2 separate regions of the Homo sapiens genome follow, and region 2 is linked to region 1. A link is a loop called in an ENCODE intact Hi-C map of the cell type or tissue named here. Cell type or tissue: CD4-positive, alpha-beta T cell. All regions are shown on one strand. Each heading gives the region's core, and the rest is flanking DNA. Links, peaks and the distances in the headings are about the cores only.

The links. Peaks named below come from ENCODE experiments on the same cell type or tissue, not always from the same donor. Only the 100,000 strongest peaks of a DNase experiment are listed, where the experiment ranks them.
Region 2: it touches region 1 in a loop (10-fold over the local background); 12 of 110 quality-filtered maps call a loop at or near these places.

The regions. Positions count from the first base shown.
Region 1 is chr14:52,958,722-52,964,105 of GRCh38, reverse strand. No RefSeq gene overlaps it. Among named protein-coding and RNA genes, the nearest start is that of FERMT2, 10 kb to the right of the region's middle. In CD4-positive, alpha-beta T cell, for the core only: a CTCF peak has its summit at 2,799 (motif pointing right); DNase peaks (open chromatin) are centred at 2,805 and 3,285; H3K27ac peaks cover 342 bases.
Region 2 is chr14:52,297,820-52,303,203 of GRCh38, reverse strand. No RefSeq gene overlaps it. Among named protein-coding and RNA genes, the nearest start is that of PTGER2, 14 kb to the left of the region's middle. In CD4-positive, alpha-beta T cell, for the core only: a CTCF peak has its summit at 3,328 (motif pointing left); a DNase peak (open chromatin) is centred at 3,313.

The DNA.
Region 1 (5,384 bases), core at 136-5,135:
GTGGTAAAGGCTACTACAGACTGCCTGGCCAGGAAAAGCCTTGCTGAGGGATGATACTGGGGCTGAGAAACATAGAGCCACAAGAAGAGGCAGGGAAAAGCCTGGGGGCCAAGGGAATGGTATGTGCTAAGATAGAAAAGTAAGGAGTCCTGAATGACTGGATACAGTGAGCAAGAGGTCAGCAAGGTAGACGGTCCAGATCCTGTGAGGCCTTTCAAGCCATGATAAGGAGTTTGGATTCTATTCTAAGTGTGATGGAAAGCTACTGATGTTATTAAGAGAAGAGTAAATGTTGTGATTTACAGATTTAAAGGATCACTCTGGCTGCTGTGTAGTGAAATGGATTGGAAGGGGAAAGATCAGAGAGGCCACTTAGGAGGCTACTGAATAAATAATATAAGTGAGAAGACAGTAGCTAAGATTAGGGTGGGGTGGTGGAGGTGGAGAAAAGTGGAACAATTTGGGATCTGTTTTAGAGACAGACCAACAGGATGTAGTGTTAAACTAGTCATTGCAGACTGGCAGTAAAGGAAAGTGGAAAATCAAGGTTGACTCCTAGTTTGTAAGTTGAGCAAATGGGTTGAATGGTGATATTATCTGATGGGATGAAAAATACTGGGGCAGAAGTAGATATTGGAGGAAAAGTCCAGAGTCTCACACTGCACATTTTAGTTTGAAGTGCCTACTACACATGGATCTACAGGTCTGGAGCTTCAAGCACAGGTCTGGGCTAGAGGTTTGGAAATCATCAACAGAGAGATAGTATTTTAAGCCTCAAGGTATGAGGAGATCAGCTGGAGAGAGAATGTATGTAGAGAAGAAAAGAGGTACTATAGCATGCTGACTTCAGAGATCAGCTAGAGGATGAGCCAGCAAGAAAGCAAGGAAGTCTGAAAAATGAGAAAAGAGAGGTAGAGGAAAAGCTCAAAGACGGCAATGTCCAGACTCCAAGAGGAGTGTGTGTTCAGAAAGAGAGAGTGGGCAAGCGGCTGAGAGAATTCGAAGAAAAGGATGGAAAGGGCACCATTTCTTATGCCACATGAGGATTATTGGTGACATTAAAAAACTGACTCAGTGGACTGATAGAAACAGAGGTATTGGGGAGGAAAAATAATTTTCCCTCAACCCCTCGTAGTTCTTAGCTGGGATGCCTATAACAAAAGACAGATTAACAAAAGAAAAACAAACAATTTAATTAATGCATACAGCACACATCATCTGGGAGAAATTTCAATGAAAAGTAACTCAGATCAATGGCTTATACAGCATATACAGCATCTTCAACAAAGAACAATACATTTGTAGAGAACAGACAAAGAAAAGCAATTTTAGACTTCTAAGGAAAGTTAAATATATTGGAGGAAACTAACAGATAAAATTTGTTTGCAAATCACTCTGGTGCCATGTTTGGGTTGGTAAGAGTCTAGAGTGGTCTCCAGCAAAGGAGAATTTATAGCCTGTCTTTAGGCAGAAAAGGAGGTTGGATAAAGAGAGCTTTTCCTCTACTGCATCTTAATTGCCTTTAGCTCAAAAATAATTTTTATGTCAAAGAGGCAGTTTTGATTCATACAGATGTGAAAAAAAGAAGCATATTTTGAGGTGACATGTTTTCTTCAGATGCAAATGTGGGGGTGAGTTTTAAAGTAATCGAAAATTGAGAAAGCAAAGCTATTACATACAGGCCTTTCATTTGAGTGGTTTTGTGTTTAAAGGAACACAGAAGTAAAAATATAGGGAGATATGTGATCGAGAGGGACTTGTTTCTTTATGTATCTAAATGGAAGATAGTAGAGTCTGTTTATATGGTGAAGGAAATTATATGGAACCTAAAAATGAAGAGTTATCTTTTTTTTTTTTTTGACACAGGGTCTCACTCTGTCACCCAGGCTGGAGTACAGTGGTGCAATTACGGCTCACTGCAGCCTCGACCTCCCAGACTCAGACTCAAGTGATCCTCCCATTGCAGCATCCCAGGTAGCTAGGACAACATGTGCATGCTACCATGGCCGGCTAAGTTTTAAAAATTTTTTATAGGTTGGGGGGGTCTCCTCATGTTGCCTAGGCTGGTTTTGAACTCCTGGGCTCAAGCAATCCACCTGACTTGGCTTCTCAAAGTGCTGGGATTACAGGCCTAAGCCACCACCCCTGGTCAAGAGTGTATCTTTTAATAGGTGTAGGGACACATTTTCATTTGTTTACTAAGTTCTTGTATTTGTTTTGCTTTATTTTAGAGATAGCATCTTGCTCTGTTGCCCAGGCTGGTCTGAACTCCTGGCCTCAAGTGATCCTTGCATCGTGGCCTCCCAAGCCAAAGCACTGGGATAGAGGCATGAGCCATCACACCCGGCCTAAATTCTCCCTTTTATTTTCTTTCTTTCTTTCTTTCTTTCTTTTTTTTTTTTTTTTTTTTTTTGAGACAGAGTCTCACTCTGTTACTCAGGCTAGAGTACAGTGACACGATCACAGCTCACTGCAGCTTTCACTTCCTGGGCTCAAGCAATCCTCCCACCTTGGCCTCCCAGGTAGCTGGGACTACAGGGGAACACCACCATGCCCAGCTAATTTTTTGCATTTTTGGTGGAGACGGGGTCTTACCATGTTGGCCAGGCTGATCTCAAACTCCTGGATGCCAGTGGTCCACCCCCTCACCCCGCCCCAGCCACCCGGCCTCCCAAAGTGCTGGGATTACAGGCTTAAGAGCCACTGCACCGAGCCTAAATTCTTAATGAATTATTTGTTGAATTTAGTTCAAGAGAGAAGAAAGGTTTATACAGTGACACCTCCCAGGCACCAGATGGCAATGTTCAGCTGCTGTTCTGTTCCCTGTCACCTGAGAGCACCCTCTCAAGAGCTAGTAGATAACATGCACTTCTGTCCTTCCAAGGTGGACTGAGTTGGCCCTAGGGCAGTTGAAATTTTAGATGACTTTCTGGTTTGGCTCTTTTAGTGGAATTGCAACTCCTGGGAAAGAACAGAGGGTTTATGCATTTAAAGAGGACATTGTGTTACAAAGGACAAAGGGTAGGGAACATTTCTCAGAATGGGTTTGAGAGTCAGCAGTTTACCTGCCACCCAAAACTAGGAGGAACCAGCTAGACAATAAATAACACTAAAAATCAGGGAGAAGCCTACATGTTTATTAACAAGGAAACACTGATCCATCATTGTAGGATGAAGGCAGCTGTGAGGACTGGATTCTTGGCCTGTGGATTTCCAGTGACTCTCACAGGTGGCAGCAGCACTTCTAGGCTGGCAAATGCACTTCTGTGCTGTCACCGCTGGTTTCTCTATGGCCTCTGACTCTCTGCCCTAGTTATACTGAAACTAATCTCAATCACATCCTTCCTTTCTTACATCCTGGCCCAGATCTGACCTGGGAAGGGCTTCCATCCGATCAGCACAATAACTCAAGCAGCCCCACCCTCTCGTTGACTAATATTGACAGTATTTGTTTAAATACATTTGTGATCAACTTACTCTAGCCTCTTGGGCCTTTCTACTTTTATAAGATGGTTAAAGCCTTCCAACAACCCAATCTTGAAAATTGATGTGTATTTCTTCTAGCTTGGCAGGGCTTTTCCTATTTCCTCCTGGATATTTGGAATTATCCCAATGAAGAATCTTTTAAACAAATATTTCCTCTTATATTCTCTTTTTCTTTTTTTTTCCTTTGTTCTTCCTGATAACCACAAATCAATCTAAATCCCCCTTACGTTTTTCATAGTCTTTACTCGTGCTTAGGTCTTCTTTGCTTTGAAAAGTGTCTTTGTTTCTGGTGCACCTCCAAATTACCATCTTATTTCTTGCTTTTCTTTCCCTGGCAAACCTCCCTTTATCTTCTTTAACTCTTGGAAATCTGTTTTCCATCAGCTTTAGAATTGTCCTCTGCAAGGTTAAGAGTAACTTTTGCCAGTCACTATTTTCCTGAACTTTTCTATGTCATTTGATACTGTTGACCAACCTTTCTTTCTTCAAATAGTTTTTCTTTCTTCTTTTTTTTTTTTTTGGCTCACCTAACTAATCTGATTCTTTTCTCAGCTCTGATCCTTTCTTCTCTGTTACCTTAGATAACTCTTCTTCCTACTTCTGCCTGTGGGGAACAGCGACCCAAGGGGCAGCCTCATTTGGGGACTCTGAGCCATTCATTAGGGCTCACTTCTGTGTTAATGACTTCTCTGTGTGATCTGATCGTCTCACAAGACTGCCAGCCTTCTTTATCTAATTGTCCTTTAAACATTTCCACTGAATGTGATGCTTTCACCCCAAGTTCAGTATTACTTTTTAAAAACTCTTCATCTTTACCTGGCTCCCTGAAATCATCTCCTTTAAACTTCCATTTCCCTGTCCAGGAGTACCCCTGTTATTCCAGTCACCTCAGCATAAAAACTTTGAAGCATTTATGACCATCTTTTTTTTAGACCTAGGTTTTAGTCCCAGATCTTCCACATACCAGCTGTGTGGCTTATTTAGGACAAGTTGTATAACCAGATAACCGATCTGTCCATCAGTGAACTCACATTAAATAAGGATAGTAATAAAAACTAAGGGTTATTGTAAGGAACATTTAAAGTGACTTGACAGTGCCTGGAACATCAAAAATGCTCAGAAACTTTTTGTTAATACTATTTTTGAAATCCCCTGCATCCTCCACCCCCTATTATTTATCTTACCAACCAAAGGTTTTTTTCTTACATCTAAGTTATGAACAGATTCCGAACCAACCTTTCAGATTCCAGTCCCTAGCTCTTTCAAACCATCATGCATGTTTTTACCAGATTAATCTTACTTGAACATTGCTTTCATAATATTACTACCACACATCAACATTTTTTTTTTTTTTGAGATAGCGTCTTGCTCTGTCACCCAGGCTGGAGTGCAGTGGCACGATCTTGGCTCACTGCAACCTCTGCCTCCCAGGTTCAAGGGATTCTCCTGCCTCAGCCTCCCCAGTAGCTGGGATTACAGACGCATGCCAACACACCAGGCTAATTTTTGTATTTTTAGTAGAGAAGGGGTTTCACCATGTTGGCCAGGTTGGTCTCGAACTCCTGACCTTGTGATCCACCCACCTCAGCCTCCCAAAGTGCTGGGATTGCATAAGCCACCGCGCCTGGCCCACAAACCAATTTTTAAATGGCTCCTCTTTTTTTTTTTTTTTAAACCACAGAGTCTAAACTTCTGTCCTTCCTGGTTTGGCTTCACTCTGTGGCCACCAACCCCAAGCATCTCCTTAGCATTTATTCCTTTCTTCTCCTGGCTGGTGAGCATTCCATACTCACTTCTGCCTCGTGATTTTCCCATGCTAATTGTCTTGATAGGCCTAACTCCATCTACTCCTTTGTCTGCTTAGCTTTATCGTCTTCAGAAAACATATCATGACTTCG
Region 2 (5,384 bases), core at 227-5,226, 660 kb after region 1:
GCCTTGGCCTCTGATAGTGCTGGGATTGTGGGCATGAGCCATGGCATCTTGCCCTTGTGACTACTTCTAAACACACTGAGAGCTGTTCACTTCTCTGTATACCCACTGCTACTTTCTTAGGGCTGGTTACTTAAATCACTGCAGGTTAGGTCCCTCACTGGATTTCCAGCCTCTAGTCCTATTCACGTCTGTGAAATACTCTATATTGTAGCCTGATCACCTGATCATTCCAAAAAGGAGATCTGATCATGATACTCCTCTGCAATGCCTGTTCAATGTCACTTGATCGCCTTCAGGTGAAAGTCTAAATTCTCCAACTTGGCATATAAGACTCTTCATGCCCTGGCTCCTGCCTACCTCTCCACGAGACCGTGTTGTTGTCGGAGAAGAGACAACAACAATAAAATTTTGAAAACTGATAAGAAAATGGACAACAAATCACTGAGTTGGCAAATAAGGATAGTTTTTATGACATGAATTGTAAACCTGAAAATTAAAAAGTGAAACTTTTTTATAGTAGACAAAACGTACACAGATATATGGTATAAGAGTATTTCTAAATCAATGACAGAGAAGAACATAAACAGAAAATATTAAGCATAAATTGGGGACTGAGATAATGCCCAGAGGAAGGAATATTATCTGTAAAATCTAAGTTAAAAAGTATGTCCAATGCAAAGGCCTATGATACAATGGACTTTGGGGAGTGGGGGAAAGGGCGGGAGTGGGGTGAGAGATAAAAGACTACAACTGGATACAGTGTACACTGCTTGGGTGATGGGTGCACCAAAATCTCAGAAATCACCACTAAAGAACTTATTCATGTACAAAAATAAATAGGTAGACAAATACAAAAGAAATGCTAAAAATATTTTTTAATGGAAAATAAAAATAAAAAGTATGTCCAAATTGGGAGCCCACCCTTACCCAAATTTGCAACAATTTGAACATCAAAAAGAATATTGATTTAATGAATTGAATCACACTAAATTTTAAAAATCCATATTTCTATAGGGACATTAAAAAAAGAGAAAGCCAAAAAGAGAACTTGTAAGCCATCATTTGAGATGGCTTGACAATTGACTTCATACTTTGACAATTGGTAATGAAAGAAAGAATTAAGCATTTATCTAACCTTTATGTAAGAAATGTATCTTAGAGTAACCAAATAGCTCCAGCTGAAAGAGAAAGTTCTATTTTCAGAAGAATGCTTGCCAAGAATGTAGAAGAATGACAGAATTAGAAAATCAGCATTCTGTCACTCAATAAAAGGCTTAGACTATTACCCTAACCTAGGGATGAATCTTAGCAAGCAATTACTATTTATGTTCTCTAATATGATGAAGATGCAATGTGAAGTATACCACCATCTATGATAGATTTAAAAATTAACTTGAATTCATCGTATTTAGTTTTAACTTCAGATGTAAACTTCAGCAGTTGAGGAACAAGTTGAATGCCATGGTAAATGGCAAGCAGACAAAGTCAGGAATTAGGAAAACTGGCCTGGTTGGCTCTTCAACAAGTCAGAGTCATTAAAAAGAAGAAAGATAGGGCTGGGTGCAGCGGCTCATGCCTGTAAGCCCAGTACTTTGGGAGGCTGAGGTGGGTCGATTGCTTGAGCCCAGGAGTTTGAGACCACCCTGGGCAACATGGCAAAATCCTATCTCTATTTAAAAACACAAAAAATAGCTGGGCATGGTGGTGCCCACCTGTAGTCCCAGCTACTTGGGAAGCTGAATCAGGAGGATTGATTGAATCCAGGAGGTCGAGGTTGCAGTGAGCTGTGATTACACTGCAACACTGCAGCCTGGGTGATAGAGCAAGACTTTGTCGCAAAACAAAAAAAAAGGAGGAAGAAGAAGAGAAATCGGGCTCGATCAAGAGACTCAAAGGACATTTCAGCCAGAAGCAATGCATGGTTCTGGATTGGGCTGTGGGTTGAACAAATGAACTATACGGGACACTTTGGGAATAAATTGTGGAAACTTGAATATGGACTAGATATTAGATAAGATAAAAATGTATTGATATGGAAAGCTGGAGAACCTTAAGTTAAATTAGCAGGGGTTTTGGGTTTTTGGAGGGTAACTTTCTACAATGCTCACATCCTTTTAAATAATAAAAAGTGATTACAATACTAAGTAGTAGTAGTAGTTTGAAAGTGCAAAGAAGATGGATGAAGATGTCCCGACAGGCAGGGAGTGAAGCTCACCACCTCCGTTTTGGGCAAGGGCTCCACAGCGGGGATGGTCCTGCAGGATCCTGGCCTTTTATCTCATCTGTTAGACTACACCCAATAGAGGAAATGAGATTCCTGAGCAAGCCTTCCCCAAATAGAAAAGTTTTATGGGGCATTTCTACCTCTAGATTCCATGTGAAATAATTCATCTGCTGTTCTCTTACGACTTGTTATGTTATTTGAAAAGATGTTCATTGTTCAGGTCAGAAGAAAAAAGAGTTCTCAGGTTCCTATCATCCCCATCTTCTATTGCCTTTTTTGTTGTCTGGGTGTATAAAGATGGAAGGAGGAATAAGTACTTGTGAAGAAGCTATGGTTGTTCATGTTGCTCTTGATTCCAAGAAGCTTTGTGGCAAAACTGGGTTACAGAAGGAAATTATGCACCGTAATTAGGGTTTTTGAAATTCAAATCGAACAAACTTGAGAACATTTAGAGTGGACTCAGAGCTAGAAAGTGGCTGACCCTGAGGACCGTCCAAAGCGAAACCCCATCTCCTTTTGCAATTGGCATAGCAAGAGACACATTGGATTGTTGATCAGATTTGCCCTGCCTGGGTAGGCACCTAGTCAAATTAACTAATACATCAAAGATACAAATTCTTTCCTTTCCTTTTCTTGGTGCTCTGCGGAACTCAACATTAATAGGATACCAACAACAAACAACAACAACCAAAAAAAAAAAAAAAAAATTAAATGGGCTGATAGCACTTTTCTTTGGAAGTTTAAGGAAAAGTTATTAAACTATAATTCCATGTCAGTAACATTAGGACTTTGAGAGTAGCTTGCATCCTTGATTTTCTTTTCCTTTTCATCATTTTCCTGTCTACTGGGAACTTCAACTCAAAAAGATGATATATTCAATGCAAGAAAATTGATGTCACTTAAAAGCAGCTCTAATAATAGAAAATAAATTATTTATAGCTAGAGGGTGTCTTCTGTATCTAAGACTAGATTATCTACACCAGACTACACTACTGATAAACTGCAGTAGATTACTGTGTTTTCTTGCCCTTCTAAAATTCTTGACTATTGTGAAACATTGTCATGGTTATGAAGTATTTTAAGCACTTGTGCTCCCTCTAGAGGAGCAATATAAAAAAACTCAGGGCTGTCAGTGTTTGCCAAGATTTTGAGGTTAAATTTTGGTGTCATTTAAAGAAGAAAGAACTCATGTGGAAATAATTATCAAAATCTAATTTTAATTAACTATAATTTATAAATTATAAAAGTAGCAATTCTCCATAATCATACATTTTAATATTACTGTTTCTAAATTGAAATATGTCTTTCCACTTTTGTCTGCTATACAATACACATACAATGCTGCTTCCTGTTTTATTTTCTCATATTGTATTTTCTTTTTAATTTTTTAACTGTTTTTCGAGACAGGGTCTCATTCTGTCGCCCAGGATGCAGTACAGTGGTTCAATCTCCGCTCACTGCAACCTCTGCCTCCTGGGCTCAACCGATCCTCCCACCTCAGCCTCATGAGTAGCTGAGACCACAGGTGCTTGCCACCACGCCCGGTTAATTTTTTGTATTTTTGATAGTGACGGGGTTTTTGCTATTGTTACCCAGGCTGGTCTTGACTCCTGGCCTCCAACAATCTGCCCACCTCGGCCTCCCAAAGTGCTGGGATTATAGGCGTGAGCCACCGCGCCTGGACTACTTCTTGTTTGTTTGTTTGTTTTTGAGACGGAGTCTCGCTCTGTCGCCCAGGCTGGAGTGCAGTGGCGTGATCTCGGCTCACTGCAACCTCTGCCTCCCGGGTTCAAGCGATTCTCCCACCTCAGCCTCCCAAGTAGCTGAGATCACAGGCGCCCACACGTAAAAAATTAGCCATGCATGGCTAATTTTTTATATTTTAGTAGAGACAGGGTTTCACCATTTTGCCCAGCCTGGTCTCGAACTCCTGAGCTCAAGCAATCTGCCCACCTCGGCCTACCAAAGTGCTAGGATTACAGGTGTGAACCGCCGCGCCCGGCCTTACTTCTTATATTTTCCGAGTAACATTCTAATTATCATATCTACTGAGTAAATTGTAGTAATTTCTCCCACTGCTGGACAGCTAGATTGTTTTTAATTATTCAAGAACAACTACATTGAACATTCATTTGCATGTAGCATTTTCATGTTTGGGGTCTGTTCCAAGGAGTGAATCTCAGCCTTGAAATTACTAAATCAGAGAATATGATCTTTTGGGGAAATGACAGTACATATTTACACATTACTTCCTAACACAGTTGTGCTAATTTATAAATCATCAGCAATGTATGAAAATATCGATTTCAACACACCCTCCCACCACTGGGTACTACTTTTAAAAAAATGTTTGGATAATTTGGTGGGTGAAAAAATGCCATTTCATGGCTTTAATTTGAACTTTTCTGACTTTTGGTGAGGTCAAACATTTTTCCAAGTTCATGAGTTTTATTTTCTCCTTTGAGAATTCTCTGTTCATGTTTTTTACGCATTTATCTTTGGGGACAATGCTTTCTTAGTTATGTGAGCTTTTACGATCATTACAAGTATAATTACCACTACCACCACTACTAATTAGCTATCATTTGTTGGTCAACCATAATGAGTAGAATATTATGCCAAGAGCTTTATGTATATTTATGCCTTGCCACAACCTGCAAGAAGGAAGGAAATTGAGGTTTAGAGAAGCTAAATGACTTATCCAAGACCACATGGCCATGGACGAAATACTTTCTACTATCGCCTCTGCTTCATATAAAGATATAATAGAACCATGTCCTGATGAAGCCATTTCTGTCAACAATGGACTGCGTATATGGTGGTCATACAGTAAGCCAAAGTTAATTTACTATCAAAGAAAAAACCCTATTTTTAATTAAAAATAAATGTAATGTAAGTGTACAATGTTTATAAAGTCCACAGTAGTGTATAGTAATGTCCTAGGCCTTCACCTTCACTCACCACCCACTCACTGTCTCATCCAGAGCAACTTCCAGTCCTACAAGTTCCATTCATGGTAAGTGCCCCACACAGGTGAACCATTTTTTCCTTTAATACTATATTTTTACTGCACCTTTTCTATGTTTAGATATGTTAGACACACAAATACTTAGCACTGTGTTACAATTGCCTACAGTTTTCAATATAGTAACATGCTGTA